Linked DNA regions of Homo sapiens: all the other regions are linked to region 1. A link is a loop called in an ENCODE intact Hi-C map of the cell type or tissue named here. Cell type or tissue: OCI-LY7. All regions are shown on one strand.

Region 1 (8,000 bases):
TTCCTGGATGGAGCATCACAGCAGAGGTGATTCAGAGGCAAAAGACTCAGGACAGGTTCCTGGCACAGCCAGGAACCCTCGGCTTCCTGGAAAAGCTGAACCACTATGTCCCTAGTCCTTAGTGAGTGCCTATGAGGAGGGAGGGTTACGACTCTAGGGTATGGGGTGAAAATTTGGTAGAGTTTAGAATAATTTAGAAGAATAAGGATTTCTTGAAGGGGGAAAAATGAGCTATGTAAGAATAAGAAGTAACAGTTTAAAAAAATCCAAACAGGATGGAGTTATAGGTTGCTCTGTTTTGAAAACAAAATTTCGGCACCTGGGCTAAAGGTCGAAGCTGATGGATCAGAAATCAGTTCAAGGCACCAAATTTTGGGTACTCAGGCAGCAAGATGAGCCAGCAAGAGCTCAACTGTCCCTGAAGGTGTAAAACCTCAGGGAAGGAGCTGGAGCCAATTGCAGGCCCTGTAAAAAGGCCATAGGTGCCTGTGCAACTCGTAATGAGCAAAGAAGACACCTGGAGTTACATCAGCCAAGTGGTAGCTTCCAGCTCAGGACCTGAGGGCTTCAGAAAGGATTTGCCCTCAATCTACACTTAGCAGACTGGTGTCTTTGAGCACATGTCAGCTCAGTGAGTTGTATGGGGCATGTAGTCAGAGCATGTATGTGCCATGATAAAAAGAGGAAGAAAAAATGGGAAGGAAGGAAGGGAGGGAGGGAGGGAAAGGAGAAGGGGAGGGGAAAAGGAAGTGTGAAGATGAAGGTGCAATCCCAAATTCTCCACCCTGGGTCCTGCACACTGCACTCCTGTGCAGATCAGATGGGCTCATGCACCTATAGCAGCCCTGTGTCAACTGCTGAGCCTGTACCATTGCAGGGGGCACAGTAGCACTGGAGGGGCCCACCCCTCTAGATGAGTATTAGTTCCAGGAGACAGGCTTTAAGTTTAGCCACATCTTCACCCTAACAGACAGCAATCCCTTGATGCTGCAAACCCATGCAAGGGTCCTCTCTGAACAGGATTTCCTTATTGGTTAATTCTATAGGAAAGTATTTTCCCCCTAAAAACTTAAAGAAAATAATTTCAAATTGGCTGCAGTATGGAGAGAAATCTAGGTGTAATCAAGCCTAGGGCTCATCAGATGAAGAGCAATGGAAGATGCAGAGATACAGAAAGGCAGGATGGGGTGTGGTGGCCCGAGAGCCTGGACCGGAACCACAGGCTCAGCCCAGCCCTTTCCCATCCTATGTCTTTATGCAAGCTATTTATCCTCACTGTGCCTCAGTTTCTTCATCCAGGAAATGGGATATTAAAAGTACCTCTTCACATGGCTGTGAAAAGCAAATGGATTAGCACACATATGAGCTAGAACAGACAGCGTGGCATGTAGTGACACTGCACGGGGTGCTTATTCTTATCAGGTTCTACAAAGCTCTGCTTCCCAGGTGTGCTTTGCCACTGCTGACCTTTAGAGGGAAATTGACTGCAGAAAAGATGCCAATCATTAATTTCTGTGATCTCCTGCCCCCAAGCTTGCAGATCAGAGCTCAGAAAGGATTTACATGCTCACCCTGAACTCAGAACATTTTTGGCAGAACTTTTCCATCCCAAGGAATTGCCAATTAATTATATCGAGCATGCCTTGCTCTGAGCTAGAAATGTCATAACAAAGATTTTCCTTCAAGAGATGGATCAGGGGGCCTGTTTGCCCTGAAAACACCAGGGAAGCTGATAAGACATTCAATGGATGTGCTGCCCTGCAGAGGAGAAGCAGAGGAGGAAAGGGGAGGAGAAACAGCAGCAAAGGGAGGAAGAATAAACAATTTTGAAAGGCACTTCAGATTCATTTTATCATCACGCAGGTCAGAAACTGTTTTTCAGGGCACATTAGCACCACCTCGCTCTCTGCACTCTCTCGCCCGGTCCTCCATGGCTGTGGCCAAGCAGAGGCTGGGCACCATGTCATACCTTGCTCTGTTCTGTCTTCACCCACATCTGATAGATCATCAAGCACTGCTGGTTCTGTCTAACCCCGCGTGGGTTCAGGATTTCATTACCAACACATGGCTCACTTAAGGAAATCTGTCTGGCAGGAAAAGTGAGGACAGCTTTGGGTTTCATCCTAAGAGAGAAGTCAAGATGAGAGGGAAAAGCATCCACCAATGAAAAATATCTAAAATTCAGGCCAACTGCAAGGAGGCATCTTTCACCCCATCCTGGGCAAGTGTGCTCTGCACTCTGCCCTGTACCCCACATGGAGATCTGACTTTTCTCATCTCTGCATCCCCGTTTGATTGCTGCCAATCAAATGCCCCTGAGCCCACACACGCCCTGCTATCCAAAGGCGTCTTCTCACAGACCCTCTCTGTGAGTCATCTGGCTCACCCTGGCCCAATGTTGACATCCCTGTGTGTGTCTCATTTTCAAAATCCAGAAGAAAGACACTGCAACTGGTCAATATGGTGCCATATGGAGCTACCCAGCTGGGCAGGGCTTTCCCAACAGGCCACTGACAGAATACCTAAAGTCAGCTGCTTTCCAGCAGGCTCAGACCCACAGTCCTGTCATTTATAGCAATATCATGTAAAAATATATATATATTTTTTGACCTTCGGTGGTCAACGCACTCATTTATACTTCTAGCTGTGTGTACATTGGGCATCAGCGGGTATGGGCATGCAGGTAATCACTCATTAGAGGGGCAAGAGGAAGGTAAAGAACAACCAGCTCCTGAACACATTAAAGCTCTGTTGGGGTCATGTTGTATTTCATGAATCCAGACCCATGGCAAAGAAGAGTTTGCCATAGCCAGTTACAAATTGTTTCTTTTACAATGTTCATTCTTATCAGCAGTTCATGGGAGGAGTGTCTCTACCGCAACCCACCAGGGCAACCCCACACGTGAAGTCAGCATTTAAACATTGGCCAGGGATGCACCAGACCACCCAGGCTCCCACAAGCTCCCAGCCCGGTGCCCACGCTGGCCAGGCCTGTGCTGGCTGGAGCTCTGGGACCTGGATTGGGGCCGCCAAGATGCTTTGAGAGGTCTGACATTACCACTTATTTAACCATGCTGTTGAGGGTACAGGGCCAGAGTGTGGTCTCCATGGCAACTGATTGCAGCATTGCACATATCTGGAGGGAGAAGCACATTTTTAGATGGATGATAGAGGAGGTGGTCTGAGAAAAATGTCCAGATTGTTTAACTCTTTTGTGGCATTGGGAAACTTATTTAAACTTTGACTTCTTTTCCACAAAAAGGAACTATAGATGTGTACATGGATTTCAGTGGAGATTGGTAAGAGCAGTCTAGAATAGTATTTACCCTCTAGAATAGAGGAGGATAATTTGGCAAGGGGTGGCTTCAGTTTCTGAAATTGGCTCCAGTTTTAGAAATGACAGAAAGCAAATGACATCATCCCGGTGGCCTGACAAATACCTTCAACTTATTCCATTATTCTACTTAGCTCTTTAATCTTAAACAAAAGATGGCTAAAACTGTGACTTTCATAGAGTTCCTCCATGGTAATACTACATATGGGTCACTCCATTTCCTTCCTGGGCTAGTAAATACCTCTGCTTTTATGGTGAGGACTTCTGCCAGCTGTAATGAGCTCCCCTGCGTTCCCCAGGGCTGAGAGCAACTGTGTTGGCCCCTAGTGACTCAGCTTCCTGTGCACCTGGTTTCAGGTCTGAGCCCTCAGGGAGCTGACCTGGGGGAAATGGCTCCTCCTTCATGAGATCAGCATGGCTCCTCATGCCATGAGGGGCAGGCACCAAGGCCTGCCCAAGTCTCCTCTGAGCTCACAGAGGGCAGCCCCTGACTGGCTAAGCCAGCCTTATGCCCCATCATGATCATCTGGGCACAGAGCCTGGCCTTCTATGACAGGGACAGAGGGCTGCTGCCAAGAGCTCAGTCCTGGGCTGCTGTCTCTCTGCAAATGGGGAGGAAAGATGTCCTCTTCCAGCCCGTGGAAGCTGGGAAACCTAGCAGATATTCGAATGAGTTCCTAGGACCTAGAGAGCTGATAATCAGGGCTCACAGCTGCTGAACTGAGCTCCCAAGTAGAGCCTCAGCCCAGGTTGGTCCAAGAGTAAAAACAAAGCAGTCCAGAAGACCTAACTAACAGGGAGCTTAAGGGAGCAAGCTAAACTCTACAACACCCTAGGAATTAATACCCAAAATATACATCATGTTAAGAAATAGCTAAAAGCAGTCATGTAGAATTTAAATCTTATCTCACACCTCTTGGAGTAAAATCAAGGTCAGATTTTACTCTGACTTTACTCTTAGATTTTACTCTTCCTCTGTCTTACAGCAGCGAGAGAACTCTGAATGCGCTTGATAGATACAGATGGATATGATTGGTCAGGAATTTGGCAGAATGTCCGTAAGATCAATTGCATGTAGTGCATTGAAAATGCTATGTTCTGGGGTGGAACTGCCTTATTTCAGAATATATGATGCTTGAGGGCTTACAATTATCTGAAAGAAAAAACCCCAGAAATAAGATGTCAACAACTTCATTTTTGTAACCCATATTGATGACTGTGAAAAACTCTTTGGCATCAATAAAACTTGAGTGATTGCCTTTTCCAATTGTCCAAAATGAGAAGCAGACCCAAGCAGGCACATTTCTGCCAAGGGAGATTTCTCTTAATTATCCCTGAACCTCACTGGCTGCAGGGCTTGGTAAACAGCCGCAGCCTCTGCTCTCTGTAACATGACCTCCTGTATAGCACACGCTCATGTGCACAGGCATCTGCACATACATGCACAAAATGCACACCTAAGAAGAGAAACCAGCAGGACCAAACTGGCTTGGAAAGATGACGACGGGACTTGCTAGGTAAGAGTGTGGGCAGAGCACAGGATAGATGACAAATCTTTGCCAAAAGTTTTATAACATGGGACCCAGTTCGCTAAGAGGTCCTCAGCCTCCGTGTTTAGATAAATGAGGGTTTAAATTACTCAAAAGTGACTTGCCTTCTAAAACCACACAGAATTCTTTTTTTTTTTTTTTTGCAATAAAACCTCAAGACTCCCAAATCTCAAAGAAGCAAAAAAGCCATGTCCCTGAGGACTAAAATAGAAAGAGAAGGAAGCGGCAGCCAAGAACATTATTTCCAGCTCACATAGGACCACCCCTCTGTTTGCATACCCGTTATGACTTGGAAAGGAGGTTAAGGGTCCAGTTTAACCCACCAACATTAATATTTTGAGGCCAAGTGGCATCTTCCTGGAGTGGGGGCCGAACAGGCCCGTGGAGAGCGTGCGTTCTTTCTGAACCACGACAAGGCTGCAGTGCCTTCAGTGCTTAAATCCAAGGAGCCAAAGATAATTTCCAAAAGACTGTGCTTTCTAAGGGCAGAAGGTGAAGGGAACAAACAATGCTCCATCTCCCTGAGGACTGGGAAGATTATTAGGTTACCATTTCAAGACAGGAACATTCAGACATGATGTAGTATTTGGACTCAAGAGTGGAAGGCTGAACCCAAAGCAAATCAGTTAAGCTTGAATGTTGGGGAAGTGATTTCTCTTCTCCCAACTTGACTATTTTCTCCCTGTGTTGATTCATTGCATCTACAAACCTTAACACTTTTACCACGTGACTGCTATTTTTCTCTCTATCTTCCCAAGTCCCCTCATTAGAAACCACTGTTGGCCAAACAAGCTAATGAGCGGGACTGTCCTGGCCAAGCCACAGGAGAGACAATTACAGACTTTGACTGCAGGCCGCACACTCACTGGTTCTCATTCTAACCTCCATTCTCTTCCTTCTTTATCCTCCCTCTGTTGGGGTGAACATTTGGCATCAAATGAACCTAGGTACGGTTCTGTGCGCTCACTAGTGCTGACAGTGTAGGCAAGAAACAACTTTCTGAGCCTGTTTTCTCAGATGGGAGATACAACCCACCAGGGTGAGAATTAAATGAGGTGGTTAATAAGGGTAATGCCGTTAACCCACCAGCCCTGAGCTCTATTACACCAGCCCTTTAAAAGCAGAGAGCTTGCCCTGGCTTCCCTGTGGCGTGGGTGGGTACAGAACTCCCAGGGGCTTGTTTCACCAAATTTCCCCACAAAGCCCTGCATAAAACGCCATTGTAGGGCCCAGCTCTGTCTGAGAGAGCCTGTCAGGACAGTTCAACAGCCTTGTTTCCAAATAAGTAGAAATATGAAACAGGCTGGTAAACTTTTGTTTAAAATCTGACCTCTTTTTTAAGATGACCATTGTTTTCCTAAATTCACTTTCCTTCCTTTGCTTCCTGTCCATAAAGAAAGTTCACACTCACAGGCTCGAAACACCTCACAGCATGGAATGCACATGATGTCACCCAGGAGGACCTCTACAGGGGAATTCCAAGTCAGAGCCATGCCACCGTGAGAAGTCACCACGAGTCTTGGGCCACGTGGGTCATGTTCAGATGCTCTGGGCTGACCTGTGAGCCCGAGAGAGAGAGAGAGAGAGAGAGAGAGAAAAGAGGCCACAGAAGGCTCTGTCGCTGATGGGCTTTCCAGATGGCGATTTAAATTATTCTGAGTTGTCTGAAATAACATTGCCCTTACTGCTTTTATGTTTTTCTTATATACTTTTTAATTCTAATAGATAAAAGGCTTTTAAATGATTTTCCATAAAGGTATAAAATTACCCCTGCAAAGAGAAAAAATACTAACGCATATAAATAAACATATTCTGTTTACAGTTTTTTGATTGAAGGAGAGGTCAGGGATGCTTTGATTCCTTTGCAACCCCTCCTCCCTTCATTTTAGAATGTGCCGTCATCTTCTCTTTCTGCTTCCTTCCACCTTTGAAATGCTCCCACATCACCTCTTTGCTGATGGTGTTCCCTGCTCTTCTCTTCCCCCAAGAAGAATTAGTTCTTCCCTGTTGATGGCTTTCTAATTGTTTTATTTACCCCAGCTACAGTATTGATTACTCCCCAATTATTTGCATAAACTCTACTTCTCGACCCACTCAGCTACTTCATGGAGACCTATAATGCTAATACCATAGGAAAGCTTCTGGTCCTGGAAATTAAAAAACAAGAAGTTGAGCCCAGAAACCACACGGCAGGGAAAATGTAGAGTGTGAGAGACAGGGCTGGTGGTGGTATGGGTTGATCTAGGCAGTGGGTGAGTGAGTCTTTCTCAAGACAGTTCATTGAGGGATTTGGAAAGAAAGCACAGGTGTCCCACTGGCTATTAGGCATGCATGTGGATTTGGGCGCCTTGGTCTGGTGGGGTAACACTCCTCACATCACACCAGCTGGGAATAAGTGGGAATTACCTTCTCAGTCTGGAGCTCTTTGTAAATGTTTGTACTATTCTTTCCATGAAGGCAAAGCTAGCGAAGAGGGACAAAACCGTGGCCCCAAGAGACACTCTTTCCTGGGAAGGAACTTGAAAGAGGGAGGTTCTCCAGGGCTGCCTGCAATGGTCTCTTCATCCATCCAACCAACTTGAGTTTAGTCAGCACCAGTTGTGGGTTAGGGACAGTGGTAAGTTCTAGGAAGGGAGGGCAGATTCTCAGACCTCTTTTCTAGAGGAAGATGAAAGAGGTCTTCTTGACAAATTTCCCAAACCCAAAGAAGAAAGTAGAGTGAAAACAAGTGAGGCAGATGGGGCGAGGACCCCCAGTCGCAAATCTGGGTTTGTCATAGTCAGGGCAAGAAGAGCAGGTCCCCCTGGCAAGTCCTGACTGGGGTTTCTCTGGGGGCAGTTCCCAGGAATACAACCAGGAAATGATTATCTCAGTGTTTAACCCTAAATGTGGGCCCCAGCACTGTGAGGAAGAAGGAGAGCCAAGTCAGGTGTGACATTTGCACATAGAGTCACTGCTGGGGGATTGTGTAAGCAGGGAGGTGCCTTAAGTGGGTGCTGGTTTTCCCCAACCCACAGAATGTGCACAGTTGGGAAAGAATTCCTCCACAGCGCTTGTGACACAGAAGCCAAAACACTTACTTTTTTCAAAATGAATGTGTTGGGAAGCTGGGAGAA
Region 2 (8,000 bases), 87 kb after region 1:
TGTGCTGCTGGGGAGACAGCCTGGGAGGACACAGCCTCACCTGAGCTGCTCCCAGCCCAGTGGGAGAGAAACCCAGCTCAGGAGGAGGGTGGTCTGATACAGGGGCATGGCAGAGCCAAGGGAAGACTCAGGGGCAGGGGCTGGGCAGGTGAAAGACCTGGGAGATGCCCCTGCAGTGAGTCCCACGGGACATGCAATGGACTGAGACACAGGAAGTGTCCTGCAGACGGAGCGGCATCTGTCTGATGAGCACGCAGGTTCTCACTGGTGGTAGAGTGCTGGGTGGACATTCAGGAGCTTGCAGGGGGCCAGAACACGGATCAGAAACATGGAGCAAGGGGTCTGGCCCCGTCTTCAGTGCAGGAGAGCCATTCCTCTAGACAGCACCACAGCACACCTCCACAGGGCAGGGACAGGGAAGGTGTCATAAAGGTCCGTGCCTCCTGCCTTCTTTCTTCAGTCCTGGCCATGGTCTACTCCAACCTCCCATTTCAGTCACTTGGCCATGAGGGACCTCCCCAAAGGGTGTCCACAAGAGGCTCTTTTGATCTTTCTCCAGTTTATGGCTTGAGAAATTGCATTGTAACACTGCAGACAGGCAGAACATAGTGGATACCTCATCTGTTACAAAATTAGATTATTTTCAGGCTTCATCTGGTCCAAAATACCCCTGTGGTCTTGGTGCCCTGGTGGAGGGAAGAGTTCATTCCCCCTAGCAGGTCCCGTGCCCTCTCCGCAGCAGCTGACGCTACTGCCTCCCCGCTACACACACACATTCTGGTGGGGGTAAGAAGAGAAGGGAGTGCAGGGCCACCCATGCTGTCTGTTTGTTCTGTGCATCAGAGGTCAAATGCACGCCTTTTATTTTTTGGTTGTCTTTGACTACCCTAAGAATGGCACAAACAACAGCAAATATATATAGACATATGTTTTTCATGGACTCAGCACTGAAATTTCTGATGGTCAGGTCCATCAATATCTGTTTGAGAAGGTCAGGTTTCTGCTCCTTTCAGAAAGGCAGCAAAAGAGTCGGCAGAAGGAGTTTGATTTGGAATGGGAAGTATTCCCTAGTGCTCTGGCCTAAGCCAGGACAGCATTCCCATGACAGATTCATTCTGGTCATTGACAATAAAGTTGGTTCGGTTTGGCCAGAACCCAATATCATTATACAAATTGCAAAGAAAGCATCTGGAACAACTGGAGTCAGTATCCAGTACCCACGCCCCCTCCAATTTTCTGGTATAGGTGAAAGTACAGTTTCTCGGGGCCTTGGTATGATCAGAAGCCCTCCCTGAGGCAAATGGCCACCTAGGATGAAGAAGAAGATAAAGAGGAAAACCAGCAAGCCCACGGCGTGCCTCAGCTGCAGGGGTGGAAAGCATAGGTCCATATTCTGTTTTTCATCTGTGAAAACCGTGCTTGCCAGTGCTGAATCCTCGGAGCAGCAGAAGGACCCGCTGTATCAATGTGAAGCCAGCCTGGGTGCTGAAAGCCTCATCATGCACTGAACTCTTGTGCCCCCTTAAACACACCAAAGTCTTATGTCAAAATCTTAACCCCCAGTGTGATGGTGCTGGGCAGTGGGGCCTTTGGGAGGTAAGGAGATCATGAGAGTGGATCTCTGTCTCTATTTCTCTCTCTCTCTCTCTCTCTCTCTCTCTCTCTCTCTCTGTCTGTCTTTCCCCACCACATGAGGTCACAGCTAGAAGACAGCCATCTGCAAACCAGAAAGAGAGCCCCCACCAGACACCAGATCTGCCAGTGCCTTGATCCTGGACTTCTAGCCTCCAGAGAAGTGTCTGTTGTTTAAGCCGCCCAGTCTGTGGTCACTGCAGCCCAAGCTGGCTAAGACTACCTTTGTCAAAGCTCATCTCCCCTCACAGCCTGCCTTAGTATGCAGAGACCACCATCTCAGTGACAGCAGACATGCATTCCCAAAAGCTGCCCATCAGCAGATCCAGCTTGAGGGACAGTTACAAAGAGAGCTAAAGTGTGATGTCCCCAAATCCTGTTATGGTTCCACAGCCCTCTGCCCACCAGGGCTCGGGCTCCATTCTCTGTTCTGGGCCCTTCTGATCCCAATTATTCTCCCCATGGAAACATTTTATTCCAGTATTCCCTGAGTACTCAACAGAGAGAAAGCCCAATGGGAGAGAAGCGGGACAGATTGACATTTGGAAATGAAGAATCTGACATGGACCAGCCTCAGATCACTCGTAATTTAATTCCTAAGGTGAGTACACCTGAAAAGCAAACCCCAAGTACCAAGGACCATGAAAGCAACAGAGCTGGAGGCTGGAGGAGCTTCAGCGGGAGCAGCAGGAGGGATTCATGGTGGCTACAGTATTTCTCCCTAAGGACCAAACCAAAAGGATACAGACAAAAATCCTCCTCTGGGTGGAAAAAGGCTTCTTCGTTTATTTGTACCAATGAAAATGGCCATAGGCTGTGTTTCACCTGCTCTGCTCTCTGAGCAGAAGAATGCCTCACCACAGTCCATGACACACAGGACCTGGTCAAGAATCACTTTGCAGGATCTGTAAAAAGTCTTTGTACTTGCTGTTTAAAATTTGTCTTTTCTGGAGAGCTACAGTGTACCCTCCCTGATCTGACACAGACAAATTCATATTCCATTTCACACATGGGAAGGCTGAGCCCATCGTGAACATCACATGACTAACTTACTGTGCACTCAAACCAAAACAAAAGTCATCTGGACACAGTCCCGAGGTTTTCCCTGAGTCAAGGGTCCCTTCAAAGACCCACGGTCAATGCACTCCTCACCTGGTCACCTCAATGTGTGTGTGGGAACAGAGCAGCCCCTGTGAAGTCGTGGCCATCCCCAGGCTTCCAGGCCCCTGTGAAGTCGTGACCATGCATTCATTCATTCATTCGCCAACATCATTTATTGAACTTCTACTGAGGACAAGGAGACAAAAGACGCAATCTCTGCCCTCAAGAAGTTCAGTGTCTAATGGAGACAGGGGACAAGTAAAAAGACTAAAGACTATGCAATTTCATTTATGCAAGTCCAAAAGTTCACAAGCCAGATGGATGCTGCCAGGAGTCAATGGTTCCCCATGGGGGATTAGCGCCTGGGAGGGGGATGCAGGGGACTCCTTGGGGACTAGGAATGTTGTGATGTATCCACATCAAACCTCCTTTAGGTTCTCGTAAAGGTCCAGCCCACTCCCCTCTCTGGGAACATCCTGCCCCATTGGTTGGAATATTTTCCCCATCTGGTGAACCTGATTCTTCCTTTCTCCTTCAAGGGAACAGATCTCCCAAACCAGCCTTCTAGAAGGTCTTCTGACCCTCCAGTTTGGGTGAGGCCTCTCCTCCTTGCTCATGTAGCACTTGGACCTGACTTATCTTCATGGTCACAGTCCTCATTCCACTAACAGGCCTCTGTTGTCTGCTTGCACCAGCAAATAACCTTCTGGCTAGTAATCTTTCACACATATTCCCCAGTGGATGACTGACCTGAATCTTGAGTATAAGGTGGCAGGTAAGGAATGAGACAGTATCCTAAGCAAATATCACTGATGTTCAGAGAAACAAGATGCAGCCTTGAATCATGGAGAAATTGAGCTCAGTCCCTTAGGACGGGAGGTTAGGGTTGGAAGGGAGGGGCTGGGGAGGAACTGGGTGCATTGGTAAAGGACTTGGCTCTCCTCATGCTGAAAGGCAACAGAGAATCTCTCACATTAAGTTTTAGTGTGTCTTCCACTTCTTGATTTTGTGGTGGTTATTTTATTGGCTAAGCAGTAACATGATTTGATTTGCATTTTAGCAATTATCTACTGGAGGATGTTGCTGAGTGCAAAGGCAGAGAGAGAAGTGAAAGGCCTGTCAGTCATTCAGGGGGTGAAGGATGAGGACCTGAAATAAGCCACGGAGGTAAGAAAGAAGAGAGGGCCACTTTTGCCCCACCATTGCTAGGTCGGGCCTGCTGTCTGCTTGTTGTCTTACATAATTCACAATTACTTTCACTTCTAAAGTGTCCCTATTTGATAGTAAATTATGGGGTCATTCTATTCTCAGTGATATTTAAGATGCAGGATCGCCAGGAATTCATAGTAGTTGGTGAAATGAGATGGGGAAGGAGGGTTCAACAAAGAGGTACAGGTACTGGCAACTGAGTCCCCATCCGGGTGGACAGGGGAGGAGGAAGCAGCAGTTCAGTAGGGCTGGGGAAGGGTGTGAGGGAAGTGATTTTCCAGCCCTCCTGAATTCATGTGCTCAGGTTGCCATGATGAGTGTCACAGACTGGGAGGCTTAAACTGCAGAAATGGCAGTTTCCTCAGGCTGGAGGCCAGAAGTCTGAGATGGAGGTGTGGCAGGGCTGGTTTCTCCTGAGCCTCTCTCCTGGGCTTATAGATGTCTGCATTCTCCCTGCGTCTTCACATGGTCTCACCCCAGTGTGCATCTCGGTCCTCATCTCCTCTTCTTATGTGGACACTGTATATTGGATTAGGGCCCACCCTAGTGGCCTCCTTTTAACTTAATTATCTAATCTAAGGCCCTATCTCCAAATACAGCTACATTCTGAGATGCTGGGGGCTAGGGCTTCCATGTAGGAATTGTGGGGTGCAGGGGACCCAGTTCAGCCCAGAGCCCCCTCTCATGCTGTCATAGTCCCCACCCTGCCCCAGCCTCTATCTAAACCCTGAGCCCCTGCCTCAGGTCTTTGTGGCCCCTGCCTCCTTACCATGGCCAGCTGGGTGGGGAGGGTCCACTCAGATCAGTGACCTCACAAAGGTCCAGGGTCACCTCCCAGCCATTCTCCCCGCCTGCCACTTCCTGATGGTCCCTGGAGGAAGTCTCGGTGCCTGTCAGGCCCTCTCAGGTCATGAGGAAGTTCTCTGATCCCTTCTCCCACAAACACAGCCCCCTTCCGGCATGAAGTAGCCATCAACTCTCACAGCCACCACTGTGAACGTCCCTGGCTGAGGCCTGTCTGCGAGTGCCCCATGGACTCTTCTACTCCCTCCCCTCCCCTGCTTGCTAGGTCTTCACTCCTCCGTGTTTGGGGAGGAAGGGAGGAAGGGTGAGGGCCACCAAGATCCCGCTTGACGAGTCCCACCGTCTGCCGATGCTGCTTCTCTCTGGGGTCACGTGAGGTGATTTGTGAGCACCCCAGAGAACCCCGACTAGGGGAACCCTCTCCCTGGCCCCTGGACTACCTCAGGGCTTTGGCAGCCACTGACACAGACACCCTTTGCCAGGGCACCCCTGCCCTTGCCCTTTGCCTCCTGGGCAAAGTCACTGAAGCCTTGTGTCTCCAGGCTGGGCTCCTTACGGCAGAGGGGACACACTCATGCCCTTTGTTCTGACAACGTCCAGAACTCCAGGCCATGGCTGAGGCAACCAGGTGTGGACCTGACTTCAGAACCACAGGCCGTAGAAGATTCAGAGTCAAGACCACCAATTAATCTACTGGAAGTCCATCCCTGGTTTGAGGAAGACGCAAACATGATGAGGGAGGGGAGATGCAACTGCTCACCAGTGTTTTCCGAATCTACATGATCTCTGTTCGCCTTTTAACTCACTACTGCTGTGAGGGGAGTCTGCCATCTCTCTGGGATATGAAGGGCAGACAGCTCCCTGGGTAACATCCTGTTCCACATTCTAGGCCCTTCCCTGGTGCACACACCTGTGGGACTCAGGCTCAGTTCTCCACCCCCGTCTCCAGACCAACCCCAGCTGCAGAAACGGCTACAGTTTGAATGTGTCCCCTCCAGAATGCAGGTGCTGCCAATGTGCTAGTATTAGGAAGTGAGCTCCTTCCGAGGTGACTAGGGGGTTGTAATGCCCATTTTACAGATACAGAAACCAAGGCTCCCATTGACACACACCCACAGAACTGGTTAGTGATGGAGACAGGGCTTGAACTGAGATGTCTGACTCTGTGGAACAGGGGTTGGCAAACTCTGGCCTGAAGGTCCCATGTGCTTACTGCCTGTTGTGTAAATTAAGTTTTGCTGGGACATGCGTATTCGTTTGTGTGTTGCCTGTGCCAATTTGCACATTGCACCAGCAGCATTGAGTAGTTACATGCCGACTGCCTTACCAAATGTACCTGGGGCTATGTGTTCCCCTGAAGATGGGTGGGAGGGATAAAAAGATTTGTATAAAAATAGAAAGATCATGCCTGTAATCCCAGCACTTTGGGAGGCTGAGGCAGGTGGATCATGAAGTCAGGAGTTCAAGACCAACCTGACCAACATGGTGAAACCCTGTCTCTACTAAAAATACAAAAATTAACCAGGTGCAGTGGCGTGCACCTGTAATCCCAGCTACTCACCAGGCTGAGGCAAGAGAATCGCTTGGACCCAGGAGGCAGAGGTTGTAGTGAGCCGAGATTGCACCACTGCACCCCAGCCTGGTGACACAGCGAGACTCCGTCTCAAAAAAAAAAAAAAAAAAAATAGCGGGTCTGTTCCAAGATGGCCAAATAAAAACAGCTCCGGTCTGCAGCTCCCAGCATGACTGACACAGAAGATGGGTGATTTCTGCATTTCCAACTGATGTACCTGGTTCATCTCACTGGGACTGGTCAGAAAGTGGGTGCAGCCCACGAAGGGTGAGCCAAAGCAGGGCAGGGCATTGCTTCACCTGGGAAGCGCAAGAGGTCGGGGGATTTCCGTTTCCTAGCCAAGGGAAGCCCTGACAGACTGTACCGGGAAAATGGGCATACTGCCACCTAAACGTTATGCTTCTCCAATGGTCTTAGCAAACGGCACACCAGGAGATTATATCCCACGTCTGGCTCAGTGGGTCCCACACCCACGGAGTCTTGCTCACTGCTAGTCCAAGATCGAACTTCCAGGCAGCAAGCCTGGCTAGGGGAGGGGCGCCCACCATTGCTGAGGCTTGAGTAGGTAAACAAAGCAGCCAGGAAGCTAAAACTGGGTGGAGCCCACAGCAGCGCAAGGAGGCCTGCCTGCCTCTGTACACTCCACCTCTGGGGGCAGGGCATAGCTGAACAAAAGGCAGCAGAAAATTCTGCAGACTTAAATGTCCCTGAGAGCTCTAAAGAGAGCAGTGGTTCTCCCAGCAGTGTTTGAGCTCTGAGAATGGACAGACTGCCTCCTCAAGTGAGTCCCTGACCCCCATGTAGCCTAACTTGGAGATACCTCCCAGTAGGGGCTGACTGACACCTCATACAGCCAGGTGCCCCTCTGAGACAAAGCTCCCAGAGGAAGGATCAGGCAGCAATTTTTGCTGTTCTGCAATGTTTGCTGTTCTGCAGCCTCCACTGGTGATACCCAGGCAAACAGGGTCTGGAGTGGACGTCCAGCAAACTCCAACAGACCTGCAGCTGAGGGACCTGTTAGAAGGAAAACTAACAAACAGAAAGGAGTAGTATCAACATCAACAAAAACGACATCCAGACCAAAACCCCATCTGTAGGTCACCATCATCAAAGACCAAAGGTAGATAAAACCACAAAGATGGGGAGAAACCAGAGCATAAAAGCTGAAAATTCTAAAAACCAGAGTGCCCCTTCTCCTCCAAAGGATTGCAGCTCCTTGCCAGCAATGGAACAAAGCAGGATGGAGAATGACTTTGACAAGTTGACAGAAGTAGGCTTCAGAAATTTGGTAATAACAAACTTTTCTGACCTAAAGGATGATGTTCGAACCCATTGCAAGGAAGCTAAAAACCTTGAAAAAAGATTAGACAAATGGCTACCTAGAATAAACAGTGTAGAGAAGACCTTAAATGACCTGATGAAGCTGAAAACCATGGCACGAGAACTATGTGACACATACACAAGCTTCAGTAGCTGATTCGATCAAGTGAAAGAAAGTGTATCAGTGACTGAAGATCAAATTCATGAAATGAAGCAAGAAAACAAGATTAGAGAAAAAAGAGTAAAAAGAAATGAACAAAGCCTCCAAGAAATACGGGACTATGTGAAAAGATCAAATCTACATTTGACTGGTGTACCTGAAAGTGACAGGGAGAATGGAACCAAGTTGGAAAACACTGTT
Region 3 (8,000 bases), 71 kb after region 1:
CCCTAGACAAGGGGATTTAGGGAGCACAAAGGCAGCCACAGGGACCAACCTGGGTCCCTCCCACCACCACCTGCCAGCCAGGGCCATTTACTGAGACTGAGCGTCACCCAAGGCCTGGACGTCTTCCTGGACTGTGAGTTGCTTTTGGGCCCAGGACTCTTCGAATGCGTCTCATGACAGAGAGGCAGGCAGACAAGCACAGGATGGAACAAGCGGCCGATGCTCCCTGTCAGACAGGAGTGGGGACAAGCTGTCACCCTTGCCGGGAACCTCGGGGCCCAAATCATGCTGACTGGTGAAAAAAGAGAATCAGCGTCCTTTCCTAAAGAAAGTGCCTCCAAAGGCACCATAATTCAAGCAGAACCTTCTTGATTAACTGGGACTTAATTTACTCAAAGCACTTCCGCACAAGTAAAGCTTGTCATGCTCCACAGAGTCGGGAGCGGCAGCTCAGCTCAGGGGGGGCTCGCTCCCTCCCCGGGTCCTGCCACCTTCCCCACCCCCCACTCCCCCACACCTTCCCCCGAGCTTCCCCACCCGGCCACTCCCACACCCTCCACCCCTCTTCCCCGCTCGGCTACCACCTCACTTCCCCACCCACACTTCCCCACCCAGCCACCCCCACGTCCCCCACCCATGCTTTTCCATCTGGCTACCCCCACCTCCCCACTCAGCCACCCCCATGGCCACCCCACTCCACCAACCCATGCTTCCCCACCCAGCCACCCTCATGCCCCCCACCCACGCTTCCCCACAAGGCTACCCCCACACCCGCCTCCCAACCCAGACTCAGCAGCATACCTAGTCTGGCCGAGCATGGGCTGGTGAGGCTGTGTCAGCTCCTGCTATGACATGTCACTTGTGTTGATGGTTCTTTTACTTTAGTGTCTTCTGTTTGTTGTGGTGTATATTGATGGGAAAAATAGAAAGGTAATTTTCCTTCACTAAGAATGGAGCTAGGTCCGTGTTATCACCTGTCTCATGACAGAACAGTTACTTATCCCCATTCCCCTACCACGGTAGCACTGGGCCATGGGAGGACATGGGGTGATGCCACCCTCTGTTGGGTGGCACTTGGGCTGACTGATACTCTTGTTAGCACATGGTTGTCACAGAGCCTTTCCACAGAACACTGATTTTCAAACATGTAGAGCTTCCCGCATAACTGCCACTAACCGACCCTACTCAGAATCTACCCTCTGTGATGTGGGGCCACCTGGTATCTCGGGGTCCCCTTTAGGGCCATCAGTTTTTAGTTTCATTTTGAGTTTGTTCAGAAGTACCATAAATAGAAGACAGTAGGATCTTTCTGCCTGAAGGGATCCAAAAAGAAACATTTGGCAGGAAAGGGTCATGACCTTGCCTTGCTTTAATTATGAAAAATTTGTGCACACCAAAAGAGATTGCCCTGCTGCTGCTGATTTGAGTTCGTTACAAGAGTCTGTAGCAAACACTCTTCTATGAGAAGCTGATGAAATCAGCACTTGGAAGCAGCTTTGAAATTGGCTCCTGTCTTACAGGCGATAGCCTTATTCTTTCCATGAGCTGAAGATGCTTCTCCTTAAATCACACGCTCACCTGGGGTTGCTAAGGAGGGCATGGCCAGAACCCCTGGCTACTCGAGTCCCCACTGCCCCTCGTGTCTAGCCCAGGCCACTCCCTGCTAAAACGCACTGCTCTGGGGAAGTCTCAGCTTCCAGCCAGGAGACGCAGCATCCCTGAACTGCAGGGCCTCTCACAGGGCTCTCCCAGGCATGCTGAGTTCTCCCAGAAAGATGCAGAACAGAGCAGCTTTCAGAAATGCAGGGCCTCACGAAGCTCCATGGTGATGGTGCCTGCAGCCCCTGTTAGCTCACCCACTAATAGGTGAGCCAGGAGCCCTGCAGCCATACTCTGTTTCCCGCAGTTTCACTTTCTGGCATCCACACCTTCCCTCAGTCACTCCCCTGCTCAGAATCCTTCTACAGCTTGCGCTGCTGAAGAGGGAACTCGGCCATTAGGCTCTCTTCAAACTGGGCACCAAACACTCCCTTTGGTTTTAATTTCTGTCAGCCTCTCTCACTCCATCCCTCCATTTCTCCATCTCATAGGATGCTACCTCTTCTCTGCACACTCAGTGCCTAGTCCCACGTCTGTATTTTTACCCATTTTCACCTTTACCTGGAATGCCATTTCTCTATTTTTTCCCCACATGATGAGCTTCTCGTCATCCTTCCAGGCCCAGCCTGCCTTTCCTGGCTCCCTTCCCATGCCATCATTCTGTCTCATCAGTTTCAGAATCGACTGCTCTTTCATCTGTGTGTCCATGGCACTGTGCACATGCCTCTCTCAGGTTGCTTATTCCAATGCTTTGTGGACCATCTCCCCACTGAACCATGAGCCATTCAAGGGCAGGAGCCATATCTGCTCCATCTTTGCACCCCAACTCCTAGGAAAGTCCCTGGCACCTTCTAGGAGCTGAGTTAATTAATGGAGTGTGCGCTCCAGTTAGTACTGCCAGATTCCCACATGTTATCAGAGGAATACAAACATGCAAGATCTGGCTAAGTGCTCCAGTGGGGCAGGCAGCAGGGCTGGGGCTCCTAAAGTCAGTTGACTTTTGGTCTCTTCTGGAAACCAAACATTAGGAAGCTTCCTGGAATGGAGGGGTAGGCTGCAGGACAATCTTACCCAGACACCTGGAAGCCCAACAGTGTGGTTTGCCTCCCAGAGATGCCCAGAAAGGCAGGACCTCAGCATCCTGCTTCACTCTGGCTCATACACTTTTATACAAAATACAATGCAATGAATGAGCCCCAAGTCAGCTGTGACCACAATATTTTTGTCCATTGCAATGCAAAATACCAGCTGCAGTCTAAATGCAGTCCTGCTGCATTTAGCTGAATGATCAGCACTTTTACCTATACAACATCTTCAACCTGATGTGTGCATGGCTTTGTAAGCACAATATCTTCACACATCCTTTATTGTCTCCCCCTGAGGGATTCTGGAGGGAGGAGAGCCACTGTCCAGACATCCCACACTGCAGGAGAGGATGTGAGCCTCGGGTGAAGGGAGGTAGCACAACCTTGCTCACGTTCCCACAGCCAGGAGAGAACCACTCACCTCCTGGTGAAGAGTGATGCTTGGCCACATCTGAGAACAAGCTAGGGAAGGAAACCCTGAACAGACTGATAAAGTTAAATGTAAATCAACAAAAAATTTGCCAAAAACTTGGCAAAACTATAAATGCAAAATAAACAAATCCACAACCCAAAAGGAGCTGGGAGCATCAGGAGGCTGCTTCCAGATGTGTGGCACTCTGAAAAGCTGGGAGTGGGGACTATGCATTTCATGTGCAAGTAGAAGCTGGTGACTGATGCTGAAATTCACAGCGGCCCATTGGAAGACATGTTGAGAAATCACCGCAGATAGAAATAAAAAAAGAGAAAGTCAGACTATGCTAATGATGTCTTCTTATTGCTCACAGGCCAGAACTGAAGGTCGTGGCCAGTGTTTAGCCTTTCATTCTCTGATTCCAGCCCCCACAGCCATATTCACCCTTTTGCAAGTGATTTCAGTTTGAAACCTGGGCTCTGGTAGCTATTAACACACACACACACGTGCACAGCACACACACACATGCACACCACACACACACCATGCACTACCATGTGACCTTGCTTAAAAAGAGAACTATCTGTTATCATCCTTACTAAATCCATCTGTGTCCCCTGGCTAATCCCTGGAAGGCATCCAAATGACATTTATAGGCCTCCCAGCTGGTGAGCAAACGTGCTAAGCCATCCCTGACTGCCGGCTCTGGGCAAGCCCCTTGCAGTCTTCTCTCCCTCGCTCACACTCATGACAGTATGTAACCTCCATCTGCCACCCTTCGCAATCTCATCACCATCAATATGCTCCTTCTCCCAGTAAAAGTAAAACCCTGCCTCAGCCTCACACCTCTCCACAGTTACTCTCATCCTTTCTCCTCTCATTCACAGGCAAATGTGACCACAGATTGTCACCAGCTGTTTCCTCTCCTGCCCCCATTCCTTGGCCCACAGTAATCTCTGCCTCCACCTCCACTGAAACTTTACCAGCCACAAGTCAGCGCAGGCCTCAGCACAGGCCTCTGGGTCACTGACGCTAAGGGCCTCTTTGCAGTCTTTGTCTTCTGTGACACTATGGGCCATTGCATCTTCACTAGAACTTGCCCATCTCCTCTAATCTCACACTCTCTACTTTCTCTTTCTCTGGCCCCCTTGGCTGCTTTTGTTCAGCCCTTCCTTATGAAAAACCTGCGGAGTCAAAGTTATTCAGAATCCTCTCTCCATCCATGCTACCTGCCCTGTGGCCCCACCGCCACACAGCTGCCTTCACTGCATGTGCAATGAATGAGCCCCAAGTCAGCTGTGACAGCGATATTTTTGTCCATTGCAATGCAAAATACCAGCCTCAGTCTAAATGTAGTCCCCAATACCTTGTTAATCATGCTGAACCATCAGCGCTTTTACCTATGTAGCATCTTCAACCTGAGGTGTGCATAGCACAGCTGGAGACCTGCCTCTCTCTCACTCCAGCCCAGCCCCCATCCAGGCCCCAGGCCCCTGAGAAACTATCTGCCCGTTTATCATTGCACTGGGCATTTCTCAGTGTCATTCAGCTCAGCATTTTCAAAATGCTGACACCGTTCCTCTGCTTTGCTCTAGAGTTTTTCCTCAAGGGTCCTGTCTCCGAGAATGCCACCAACTGTCCTCTCAGGGACTTGGCCAATTTCCTGGGAGTCATGGGTTCCCTGCATCCCATCTGGTAGCAGTTGAATGCCTCTCAGCTCTAAACTCATCTCTCATTTCTTGCTCAGCAAAAAAATGAGCTGTAAGCATTTCTCATCTGCAACTGCCACCAGGTTCAACTGTCAATAGAGGACACTGGAGGGATGCAGCAGCAGAAAGGGGCTCTCTTGCTGGTACTGGCCTATTCCTCCTACTACTGAGTGGCGAGGCTTCAGAAATGACATGCGGAGGTGGAGATGGGGGTGCACAGCGGGGCTCTGCCCAGCCTCACTTATGGGGAGCGCCATCTTTGTGCAGTTCATAGTGTTGGGCAGCCCAGCAACGCCTGGCCACCTCCTTTGTGACGTGTAATGGGCAGTAGCCACACCCTCTCCGACCGGGTCAGAATCCCAGCCTTGGTGAGGGGCCCTCCAAGTTTCCATCCTCCTTGGGTATTTTTCCTCATCCCCAGAGTATTCTTTAAAGTTAGTTTTTGTCCTTTATAGTTACTCCCACATTACAGTTAAGAATTGTTTTGTTTTTGAGATGGAGTTTCACTTTTGTCACCCAGGCTGCAGTGCAACGGCACCATCTCGGCTCACTGCAACCTCCGCCTTCCAGGTTCGGGGATTCTCATGCTTCAGCCTCCTGAGTAGCTGGCATTACAAGTGCACGCCACCATACCGGCTAATTTTTTGTGTTTTTAGTAGAGTCGGGGTTTCACCATACTGACTAGGCAGGTGTCAAATTCCTGATCTCAGGTGATCCACCCGCCTTGGCCTCCCGAAGTGCTGGGATTACAGGCATGAGCCATCACGCCCAGCAAGAATTCTTTATGTTAAAATTTTTCAGTCCAAATTATTGCGTGGCTTCTGTCTCCTGATTAGACCTAACTGATGCACTCTCAAACACTGAATCCCATTTGCTCTACAATCCACATCTCTGTTGAGTCTCCTAGGTCTTCATTTTGTCTGCTTCTTCCCTTATGAATACCGCCATCATTTTTTGCTTGGGCTTCTGCAGTCCTCTCTGTAACTGGTGTCTCCTACCTAGTCCAACTCACTCCTTCCCAATCCACCATCCCCTCCCCCATCCATATATTTACTATCTACTTAAAAACTTTCGAGGTTTCCCACTGCTCTGAAATGAAGCCCCAAATCTTTGACACACTGTACAAGTTAATCAAAATCTGACCTTCCCCAGCCTGTTCCAACCTCAACACTCCTCCTCCTTCTCTCCTTCTAATATTGGTGATCTGTGCTTTCTCTCCTTGCTTCATTAAGCTTGTTGGTAGAATGTACCATTCTACAACCTATCTTTTCAAAACCTAGCTTTTGATTTAAATGTATATGTGGTGTGTGTGTAATTGTGTGTGTAATACACACAACTTCATTAACGTTTTCTTTTAATTATTTATTTTTTTCTTATTTTGGGATTATTCCATTTTTCTTGTGTTAACTTTTTTAAATAACAATATATACACTTAAAGCTACTGGTATTCCCCTAAGTATGGCTCTAGCTCTACTCCATGGCTTTTGATAGGCAATACTTATATTACTACAAAATTCTAAATCTTTGGTAATATTCATAATAACTTATTTGGACCCATAAAATTTTTAAAGGAGTCTTTTTAGTTTGCTATGTTTTGTTGTTGTTTTGATGTTTGTTTAGGGCTTTTTTGCCTTCTACCTATTGATATCTAATTTTATTCCATTGTGGTCAGAAAATATGGTCTATATGATAATGATGCATTGGTATTTGCAGAGAGTTCTATCATTATACATTTTCCAAGTGGTCGAAAATCGTGACTGTTTCCTGGTTTGATGCAGCACTCTCTCTGTATAGCTATTAGATTAAACTTATTCAGTTAATTTAGCTCAACAATTATGACAGAGGTCCATGAGGATCTCCCAGCGTATTACAGGTTTATCAATCCCTGTGCGAATTTGGCCAAATTTGATCAGATTCCATTTTACCTATTTGATGCTATGTTTTTTGGTTTGGAGAAATAATACACATTATTTTACTATTTTGCCTTCCTAATCAATATTTTCTTTTTCTTTTGAGTAATTATCCTTTTTATTCCTTGCTTTCAGGCTTAAAAATATATTGTGCCTAATATGAGTATTGCTTTATTTATTAATAATTTTGATGTAAATATACTTCTCTTTCATTCTAGGCTTTAGGTTTAGGTCATCTTGTAAATGTAATATAATTAGATTTTAAAATCTAATTTGGAAAAAGTTGTTTTTCTCTAGAAACAATCACTAACTTTATTGTAAATGTTTATATATTTGGGCCTATTTTGTCATTCTATCTTTCGTCTTGAATTTATTGTACCTTTTCTTTCTTTATTTCTTCTTTTTTACTTGTCATTGTATTTATGCAGGTTTAATTCATCCTCCTCCCTTGCTCTCTGTTGGTTTAGAATTACACATTCTATTCCTGTTATTTTTATTAGCTACCATTACATTTCAATGTGCATACTAGACTTTAAAAAGTGTAAAGTTAATATTTTAATTTCTTCCCAGACAACAAGAATTTCAGAATGTTTTTTATCCTAAGTACATCTCCGCCCATCTGCCAACTGATCATATTGCCTAATGGTTTAGTTCTACTTTGGGAGACCAAGGTGGGTGGATCACCTGAGGTCAGGAGTTCAAGACCAGCCTGGTCAACATGGTGAAATTCTGTCTCCACTAAAAACACACACACACACACACACACAAAAAGTAGCCATGTGTGGTGGTGCATGACTGTAGTCCCAGCTACTCAGGAGGCTGAGGCAGGAGAATTGTTTGAACCCAAAAAGCAGAGGTTGCAGTGAGCCGAGATTGCGCCACTGCATTCCAGACTGGGCAACAGAGCAAGACTCTGTCTCAAAAATAAAAATAAAAATAAATCTTCAAAAAACAAAAATCGTCAGTCTTAGCATTTTTTAAATGGCCGAAAAGTTTACTTTTTTTCCTGTGAACTTCTTTTTATTGGGAAATCTACCTTCTGATTTCAAAGTCTCCTTACTGAAGTATATTCTCTGTTATGTCTTCTACGAGGTTTTGTGGAATCCATCACATCTTCATGGACTATTATGCCATCTGTGAGTAAAAATAACTTTAATTCTTCCTTTCCACTCTCAGTGACTTTTTTCTCTTTCTTGCCTAATTGCCCTGACAGGAACACCCAGTATCTGTTGACTAGAAAAGGTAAAGACAGACACCTTGTTCTGTTTCTGATCATAATGGGAAG

Evidence for each region. Peaks named below come from ENCODE experiments on the same cell type or tissue, not always from the same donor. Only the 100,000 strongest peaks of a DNase experiment are listed, where the experiment ranks them.
Region 2: a loop joins it to region 1, with 2.9 times the contacts of the local background. A loop is called at or near these places in 3 of 110 quality-filtered maps.
Region 3: a loop joins it to region 1, with 5 times the contacts of the local background. A loop is called at or near these places in 2 of 110 quality-filtered maps.

What each region holds. Positions count from the first base shown.
Region 1 is chr10:44,006,832-44,014,831 of GRCh38, reverse strand. No RefSeq gene overlaps it. Among named protein-coding and RNA genes, the nearest start is that of LINC02659, 98 kb to the right of the region's middle. RefSeq lists enhancers at 3,936-4,015, 6,146-6,465. In OCI-LY7, no CTCF peak of the experiment used is centred here; DNase peaks (open chromatin) are centred at 521 and 3,651; H3K4me3 peaks cover 1,239 bases; H3K27ac peaks cover 1,428 bases.
Region 2 is chr10:43,919,339-43,927,338 of GRCh38, reverse strand. The region is part of intron 2 of LINC00841 (long intergenic non-protein coding RNA 841); the gene reads right to left. Among named protein-coding and RNA genes, the nearest start is that of LINC02659, 11 kb to the right of the region's middle. In OCI-LY7, a CTCF peak has its summit at 4,478; DNase peaks (open chromatin) are centred at 3,828 and 4,458; H3K4me3 peaks cover 797 bases; H3K27ac peaks cover 1,440 bases.
Region 3 is chr10:43,936,083-43,944,082 of GRCh38, reverse strand. It overlaps LINC00841 (long intergenic non-protein coding RNA 841), which reads right to left. Exons shown (of 5, transcript NR_136147.1): 3 at 802-891. Among named protein-coding and RNA genes, the nearest start is that of LINC02659, 28 kb to the right of the region's middle. In OCI-LY7, no CTCF peak of the experiment used is centred here; DNase peaks (open chromatin) are centred at 342, 2,822, 3,972 and 4,402; H3K4me3 peaks cover 4,718 bases; H3K27ac peaks cover 5,498 bases.